Regions from separate parts of the Homo sapiens genome. Here region 1 is linked to region 2. The links are chromatin contacts, found by Hi-C in ENCODE. All regions are on one chromosome and are shown on one strand. Each heading gives the region's core, a stretch centred on a gene start or an enhancer-like site at or near the end of the contact. The rest is flanking DNA. Distances are from core to core; before and after follow the strand shown. Region 1 holds the start of WDR45B (WD repeat domain 45B). Region 2 holds the start of ENGASE (endo-beta-N-acetylglucosaminidase).

The links. A loop is a pair of places that touch in the nucleus more often than their neighbours do. Pooled maps may share reads with other maps.
Region 1: a loop to region 2 is called in a pooled map of psoas muscle, with 27 times the contacts of the local background. The contact joins the promoter of WDR45B here to the promoter of ENGASE in region 2. A Hi-C loop is called at or near these places in 2 of 50 pooled maps.

The regions. Positions count from the first base shown.
Region 1 is chr17:82,646,781-82,651,088 of GRCh38, reverse strand. It overlaps WDR45B (WD repeat domain 45B), which reads left to right and starts at 2,645. Exons shown (of 10, transcript NM_019613.4): 1 at 2,645-2,815. The coding sequence starts at 2,749. RefSeq lists enhancers at 2,053-2,122, 2,501-3,000 and silencers at 2,413-2,482, 3,083-3,132, 3,143-3,192.
Region 2 is chr17:79,072,327-79,076,758 of GRCh38, reverse strand. ENGASE (endo-beta-N-acetylglucosaminidase) reads right to left here and starts at 1,935. Exons shown (of 14, transcript NM_001042573.3): 1 at 1,669-1,935. The coding sequence starts at 1,814. RefSeq lists a silencer at 1,534-2,073.

The DNA of each region.
Region 1 (4,308 bases), core at 1,396-3,895, 3.6 Mb before region 2:
GGTGGGCGAGATGAGCCGTGTCCCTCACTCCAAGTCACACTTCAGGTCTTCCACGTGGAGACCTCTGAGCTATCAGTGGACGGCGGGATTCCTGGAGCTGCTGGAACAAAGCCCCACAGGCTGGTGGCTTGGACAACAGCCTGTGTTCCTTCCCAGGCTGGGAGGCTCTGGGGAAGAACCGTTCATGCCTCTCCCGGCTCCTGGTGACCCCACGATTCCTGCACTTGCTGACTTAGGGCTGAGCACTCCAGTCCCACTGGCTGCTGTCCCCTGTATCTCCTCCATTCCTGTCTCCTCCAAGGGTGCCGGTCACCAGCTTTAAGGCCCACCCCAAATCCAGGATGATCTTATCTCGAGATCCTTAATTACTTCTGCAATGATTCTTTACCTAAAGAAGCCCCTATTCTCAGGTTCTGGGTGGACCTATCTTTTTTTTTTTTTTTTTTTGCGACAGAGTCTTGCTGTGTTGCCCAGGCTGGAGTGTAGTGGCACAATCTCAGTTCAGTGCAGCCTCAGCCTCAATCTCCTGGGCTCAAGCCATCCTCCCTCCTCAGCCCCCCAGGACACATCTTTAGAGGGTCACCATTCAACGCACTGTGGTGGGCAAGGCTGCTTTGAGTTTCCTGGTTAGGATACAACCAGCGCTGTGTGTGGATGTCCACACATGCCCCCGCCCCCGGCTGTACAGCCACCGGGAGACTGAGTAAAATGTGAACTGAAGGAGGCCCCAAGGGTGGCAAGCAGAGAAATGAAGGGAAATGTCCCTTACCCACGCCTCTCTCCTTCCCCCACGTGACACTTCTCACAGCAGGTACCGGTACGTGTGCACAGAGGAGAACCCAGTGCCCTTCAGGGAAGAGGGTGCTGAGCCCCTGGACCGCACTTAGGTCTCGCCCCAGCTCTGTGATTTGGACCTGGGCCCCCGAGCCCTAGTCACAGCCGGGGCGGCCCAACTCGCTCCGCCATCGGAAGGCTTCTGGTCGCTCTCAGGGAGGAGCCCCTCTCGTATGGGAATCGAGGTGTTCAATGCCCACGATGCGGAGACCGCCTGGCCCGAGTGGGCCAGTGATCTCAGCTTACAGTCCAGCTCCTTCCTCCCCATGGCTAAGAGGTCAGCACCAGCTCAGGCAAGTGGCGAGGGTGGGATGAGGATGACAGACGGGGTGGAGGCAGGTGGCTGCGAGGGGACAGTGTCAGGACCTCCTAGGAGATCAGGTGTGCTGCAGGGAACAGGGAGAGCCTAGGAGGGGACAGGAAAGTGAGGAGGGGGAGTGGAGAGGACTCCCTGGGCAAGAGACACGAGGGCCAGCACTCAGGCCTCCACAGCCATCCACTGCATGAGCCAAGCCCAGGGACAAAGCTCTGTGACCAGGATGCCCCCAGCAGCCTGACCCTAAGAGTTGAGAACTGTGCCCTGTGAGCAATGTGACCTGAGGGTCCCGGAGTCCTGCGGGGGCTGTGCTGTGTGAGGGCCACCTGTCCTTTAGGTGGGGTACTAAGGGGTTGTGTCCTCTATGGGCTGTGTCGTGGGGGGGCTGTGTGTCCTCTGGGGGGCTATGTGTCCTGGGAAGGTCCCTGTGTCCTGGGAAGGTCTCTGTGACCTGGCGGTCTGTGTGTCCTGGGGGGGCTGTGTGTCTTAGGGGGACCTCTGTGTCTTCTGGGGGAATATGTGCCCTGGAAAGGACTCTGTGTACTGGGGGAGGCTGTGTGTCTTAGGGGGGCTGTGTCCTGGGGGGGTTTCTGTGTCCCGGGGGGGCTGTGTGTCCTGGGAGTGCTGTGTCCTGGGGGACCTCTGTGTCCTGGGGGCACTGTGTGTCCTGGGGGGACCTCTGTGTCCTGGAGACTGCGTGTCTTGGGGGTCCTCTGTGTCCTGGGGGGTCTCTGTCCTGGGGACTGTGTGTCTTGGGCACCCTCTGCGTCCTGCAGGAGCTGCGTGTCCTGGGGGGGCTGAGTGACTTGGGGGCCCTCTGTGTCCTGGGGGTCTCTGTCTCCTGAAGGGGGACCCTAGTATTGTGGCGCTTCTGGGCTTGCCTCTCATGAGGGATGATGCACCGGGCCTCAGTTTTGGGTCAGCCTCCTTTACCGGCTCTCCCCCCTTCCTCCGACCGTCAGGTATCCGTGCCAAGCCCTCAACGGGCCATCCTCCTTCCCGCGGCGACCCCGCGCATGACAAGGCCAGACCCTCCCGCGAACGTGCTCTGCGCTCCCGCCTGGCCCCTCCCCGCCCCGCCCCTCCCCCTCCTCCCCGCCCCGCCTCGCTCCGCCCCTCCCCGCCTCCGCCCCGCCCCGCCCGCCCTGCCTCTCCCCGCCTTTCCTCGCCTCGCCCCGCCCCGCCCCGCCCCCTCCTCCCCGCCCCGCCTCGCTCCGCCTCTCCCCGCCTCATCCCGCCCCGCCCGCCCTGCCTCTCCCCGCCTCATCCCGCCCCGCCCGCCCTGCCTCTCCCCGCCTTTCCTCGCCTCGCCTCGCCTCGCCCCGCCCCGCCCCTCCCCGCCCTGCCTCGCCTCGTCTCGCCTCGCTTCGGTTAGATGCGCTCGGCGCTCCATAGGCTCCCTGGTGGGGCGCGGGCGCGCGCACGGACGTCCAGCACGCACGCACGCACGTCCAGCACACACGCACATCCAGCACGCACGCACGTACGTCCGGCACTTCCGGCCGCGGCGGCCTCAGCGCCGGCCCGAAGGGACCAGGCCGCCGTCCCCAGCGAGAGGCATGCAGCGCTGAGGAGCGGCGACCCAGCACGGCGGCGCCATGAACCTCCTGCCGTGTAACCCTCACGGCAACGGGCTGCTCTACGCCGGCTTCAACCAGGACCACGGTGAGGAGGCGCGGCCCTGTCGCCTTGCCCGGCCGGGCCTTCCCGCAGCCCGGGGTCCCCGGCTCTCAGGCCTCTCCTGGGCGCCCCTTTCCGGCCAGGCCTTCCACCCGGGACCCCGGCCCCGCCCGAGCTCCCCTCCGAAGCCCCCGGCCCCGGCCCTCGCCGCTGCTCCCAGCCCGAGCCGGGGTCCGGACCAGGCCCGAACCGGCTCCCACCTTCCTGGCCTTTCGCGCTCCCCCACCCCCCGGGTTGTGACCGCTCCCAGCCGGCCGTCCCGGGCCGAGGTCGAGGTCGGTGGGAGACGGCACAGAACCCCAGCCTCCTGCGCGGACGCCCCTCCCCGCGCGCCACGCCCACTCGGGTTCCCTGGCTCCCTGCGGGCTCCACGGTTATCGGGATTTTCCCCACAGCGTGATTGACGCCCTGCCCAGAACCCCGTTTTGCCCCCTGTTCCTTTCAGGGTCTTTAGTAGGTAGCCCGTGGCTGAGCTGACTTCGCTTGGGTTTACTGGAGCCGCGGAGCCGGCGTCTCCGACGCCTCTGGTGGCGAGTGGCGCGGGTGGGGTGCAGGTCTCACCTTTCCCGTCGGTTTCCATCGGAAAATGTCACTCTCCCCACCCCCACTCCCCGGGATTTTTCTTCGTGTTTGGTGGAGTCAAAGGACTTAAGGGAGGCCTTTGAGGGAAATCTTACTTCTTTTCCCATGTCGGAATCCAGGTGTAAGCACTGGATGATTTAAAGCGCCCAGGGAAGGTGACCTCCTTCCCCGCAGGTGCTTCGGAGCTGCGGGGGATGCGGCCGGGGCGGCGCGGTCGGATTCCCGCGGGAGGCGGGCGGGACCTGGATTCGGATGGTTGCCTCCTCACCTCCCATTTGAAGGGCGCGCTTCCCAAAGGTCCTGATGGGGAGGAAAAGGAATGTCCGTTATTCCGAGACAGGCTTCTGCGAGGCTTTACATGTTGGCTTTGGAAGTTTTGTTTTTGAAGAGAATCCAGGCAGGTGCTGTATGATCCCGTATATGTGAAGACAATTTTATTTATTTATTTATTTCATTTTGAGACGGAGTCTCATTCTGTCGCCCAGCCTGGTGCGATCTCGACTCACTGCAACCTCCTCCTCCCGGGTTCACGCCATTCTCCTGCCTCAGGCTCCTGAGTAGCTGGGATTACAGGCGCCTGCCTCCACGCCCGGCTACTTTTTGTATTTTTAGTAGAGACGGGGTTTCACCATGTTGGCCAGGCTGGTCTCAATCTGACCTCAGGTGATCCACCCGCCTCGGCCTCCCAAAGTGCTGGGATTACAGGCGTGAGCCACTGCGCCCGGCCGGATTACACATATTTGAAAGAACTCCCTCTCAGTGATTTTGATGCCTGATGCCCTGGGACCAGTCAGGCTTCCTGGGCGCTGCCAGCTTCCCCAGGGTTGTGTGCTGGGGTTTCTCCGGAAGAAAGTTTTGCTGAGATGGTAAGGGAGATGCCTAGCCTTCTCAGAGGG
Region 2 (4,432 bases), core at 686-3,185:
CACCAGAAAGTTTCAGGTCCTAAGAGAGCAGAGACCAGGCTTCCTCTATAGGCCACACTTCCCTAAGTGCCTTCCGCGCTGTTCATGGATGTATGTTACAGGGAGAAAGAGTTCCTTCGTTCCTTCGGTACATTAACATGGAAAGCTCCTAAATACATCTCAAACCACTTTCTTTTAAAAATTGATTGATTAATTGAGACAGAGTCTCGCTCTGTCGCCCAGGCTGGAGTAAGGTGGTGAAATCTCAGCTCACTGCAACCTCCAGTTCCTGGGTTCAAGTGAGTCTCCTGCCTCAGCCTCCCAAGTAGCTGGGATTACAGGCATCTGCCACCACGCCTGACTAATTTTGTACTTTTAGTAGAGACTGAGTTTCACCATGTTGGCCAGGCTGGTCTCAAACTCCCGAACTCAGGTGATCACACGCCTCAGCCTCCCAAGTGCTGAGATTACAGGCATAAGCCACCATGCCTGGCCTAAAAAATCATTATTATTTTAGGAGCAGTAAGAAGACACCGCAGTGGCTATTTAGAGGCCATGGCACCAACGTTGAGATTCCCTAAATCTACCAACGCCCAAGGCCACTTCTTTGTTCACTGAGTTGTCATCTGCCATCACTCCACTGCCATTCAGAGGCCTGTTGCAAAGAGTCCTCTGTAGCATCTGCCATCACCAAACACTGACCCAGGGCCTCCAGAATGACATTGGGAGACCCTGAGAACTGCAGGGGTCGGGGACGGATTCAAGCAGAGATGCCGCAGTTGTTCCTCTCCACCTTCCTTTTCCAAAGCCCCCTTCCTCGTTGATGTCCTTATTATACTTCAGCCACCCCCTCCCAGACCTTCTCAGAACAATCCCACACCAGGTCACCTTTGTCACCTGTCATTCCTCCACTAGGAGGGAAAGAGCCATCTCCACATTCCTCCTGTCCAAAAATATCTTTCCCAGCAGCCAGCCTTCATCCCATCTTCATGAGGTCTGAAATGCTCAGCAGTCTCACTGCTTTGGGTTTAGAAACAAAGCTACGGCTGCTGTTTCCGGAAGCCATGTCTGTGCTCCTAACTTCTCCCCCTGCAACCTACTGAGGGGGAGTTTACCGGGTGGGCAAGTGCCCCCCAAAGGAAGGAAGCCCAGCCCAGAGGGGCATGTTCGTCCCTTTCTGTCTCTGTGCTTTGGCCCTTTCTGTTCCCCGCCAGTTGGATACCCTACTCCCTATTCTCCACCTACTGAAGGCTTCCTCCTCCCCAAAGACTCAGTTCTAGTGTCACCCCTACAGAAGGCCACCCCTTCCACCAGCCGGCATCCACTGAGCCAGGCATGAGCACCGCCGCCGGGATCTTCCGCATAGACCAGCGACGTGGGAAGCAGGGGTCTGGCCGGGGCGTCGGGATTCCCGCTGGGCCCCGCGGCCACTCGGGTTTGCACCCGTATTTCTGAGATAGGCAGGGGTCACGCACGGGGGCCGGAGGCCGCTGCCCGGCAGTGGCGCGAGGACGGCGGGGCGGACCGGGGCGGAGGGGCGCTGCCACCCTCTGTCCCTTACTGTGCACGGAGCGGACACAGGCGCCGGCCCCCCGCCCCTCGGCGCGCCCGTGCCGGGAAACCTCGGGCCCCGGGGCCACGGACTCTCAGCCCCGCGGATCGGGGTTCACGCGGGCCCCGCAGCCCCACCTCCTTCCCGGCCGCCGCCGCCGCGGCCGCGGCTCCTGATCCTCCTGCTCCTCCTGCGTCCCCGCCTCCGGGGCCGCCAGCCCCTGCAGCTGCCGCCGCCGCCGCCGTGTAGCCGACCGGGTGACCGTCACCGCCGCGGCCTCCATGACACTGTCCGCGCACGCCGAGAGGCAATCGCAGGCCCGGGCCCGCCCCCGCGCCGCGCTCGGCCAATGGGAAGTGCGCAGCGCTGACGCCGCGCTGGGACGGGACTCCGAGCTGACTCCCGGCCAGCGGCCGCGCGGCGGGGACTTTGTTGAGGCGACAGGCCGGGGGCGGGGCCGAGGACGGGGCGGGGCTGTGAGGGGCGGGGCCTGGGCGAGTTCCGAGCCCAGGGTTCGTCGTCGTTCTTGTTGTTGCCCATCATTGGCTATGAGTCCAGGGTGCTAGAAGGCTCTAGAAGGCTTCGGAACGCCCCAATCTTAGAGTTCTCTCTTTAGCCTCACCAGCTTCCTTTGTCAAGCAAACCGAGGTTTATCCCAGAGAGATTAAGCAATCTCCCAGAGGGCACAAAGTCAGCAAATGGTGGCAATGAGATTTTAACTCATGCAGCTAACCCCTATTAAAAGATAATTTTCAGACCGGGCGCGGTGACTCACGTCTGCGATTCCAGCACTTTGGGAGGCCGAGGCGGGCGGATCACCTGAAGTCAGGAGTTCGAGACTACCCTGGCCAACATGGTGAAACCCCGTCTCTACTTAAAATACAAAAATTAGCCGGGCGTGGTGGTGCATGCCTGTAATCCCAGCTACCTGAGAGGCTGAGACTGGAGAATCGCTGGAACCCGGGAGGCAGAGGCTGCAATGAGCCGAGACGGTGCCATTGCACTCCAGCCTGGGCGACAGAGGGAGACTCCGTCTCAAAAAAAAAAAAAAAAAGATGAAAGGTTAGTAGGTTAGTATCGGGCCATGTGGAAGCTGGTGTCCTATGTAGGATGCATAGTTTTCCAGTGAAACACGGATTTCTTTCTACAGCCCCACGCCTGTGCCCAACAGTAGTAGTTGCTCTACCCCTAAGCGTGCAGGGCCTGGAGTGGCACCTCTGCAAGAGTGGCACTGCCCAGCGTCTTAGGCACAAAAGGAGTTCACAGGAAACATGATAGAACAGAGCCCTGAGAAGCCAGAACTCAAGGCTGGGCCCCACAGGGCAAACCAAGGCTCTCCTCCCTCCAGGCCCCAACGCCCCTCCACAGCTAGGAGCTTCCAGTGCTGGGCTGCAGCTGCCGCCCAAGCCAAGTTGACTGGGCCTTTATTATTGTTGCAGACTTTGAACTTTATGAGGCTCCAAGCTTCCATAAACGCCAATGGTGGGAACTATGACTAAGGTTGTTGAATATGGGCCATGGTGCAGGCCAGCCAGTTAGGCAGGAAGGACGGGCCACTCAGAAGCAGGACACGCTGACCCATGGGGAGGACAGAGAAGGCAGAGGGCTCCTCTTTGGGGCTTCAGTCCTGGGAAGCTTACAGTGAGCGAGGGCAGTGGATCCCCAAGTTCCCTCCTGCTGTGTTCAGGGGTGCACCGGACGTGGACAGTCTTGATCTGGGGTGCATGTAACCAGGTGTTCCCAAGCCCTCACCTGCAGCTTAGCAATAAAAATAGATAAACTTTCATCCTACCCAGGTTAGAACACAGTTCTAAGGGATACTTTGAACAGCCTTTGGGTAATGCTCAGTCTCTGGGAGAAAATATGCCCAAACCTCCCTTTTCTTCTCTCCTTTCCAAAGAGTAGGCACCTGGTCTAGAAGAGCAAGAAAGTGAAGGCAGCCTTGCACGCCCCTGAGGACAGAAAGGACTTAGGCCTTGTGGCCTCTTGTTAGCCCCTGTGGCTCGTGGTCTCTCTGGATGTCAGGCCAAGCCTGGAGGGGCCCTGTCTGCCTTGAGCTCACATTGGCTCATACTGGGGCTCTGGATCCGTTTGAGGCCTGAGTGGGCCCTCTAAAACCCTAACCTTCTGGTGTTTTCAGATAACATACAGAGCAATCAGTTAAATTTGAATTCCAAATAAATGATGCCTGGGACATAGGACAAGCTTATATTAAAAAGTTATTGCATATTTATCTAAAATTCAAACTGAACTAGGATGCTGTCTATGCATTTGCTAAATCTGGCATCCCTACCTGTGAATCTGAACTACAGCCTCGGCAGAGCCACCCTGCCCTGTTACAGGGGCCCCTCTGACACCTCCCTGCAGGCTCTTGGCTGTCCTGGGCTCTGCCCACACCAGTACTGGTTGGTTTGGGACAGCTGAGCCTCGGGTCTCCCTGCCTGACCATGCTGTCCCATCAGCTTCCTGTTGCAGGTCGTGACGCAGTGCATGCACTTGCCTCTGCACCCCCCCTCGCCATGCCCAGAGCGCCCGGAGTGGGGACCTAGAGTCACACCTGCTTGCTCTGCCTTCCTCTGCCTCCTCCTTCATGGCCTCCGGGGGAGCCGGAAATGAGAATCAGGTGAGTGGACACCACCTGGTCCCCGGGCTTGGTTGCTGATATGCTGAAGAGTGTGGCAGGAACTAATTGTCCCCAATATTCCTTCCGAGCCTGTCCTTTAGGAACGGAAGCCCCACGTTTTTGCTGACTACATGGTAGCCCAGATGAAGACAGCATTCCCCAGAGGCAGAACTTAGACCTTCCACGTGTACTTACTTACAAGTAAGCTGTGGTTTATGAAACAAGAAACAAAGTGAGAAGTGCAATTCTGGTTGTGCCTGCAAAACAAAGGGGGCATT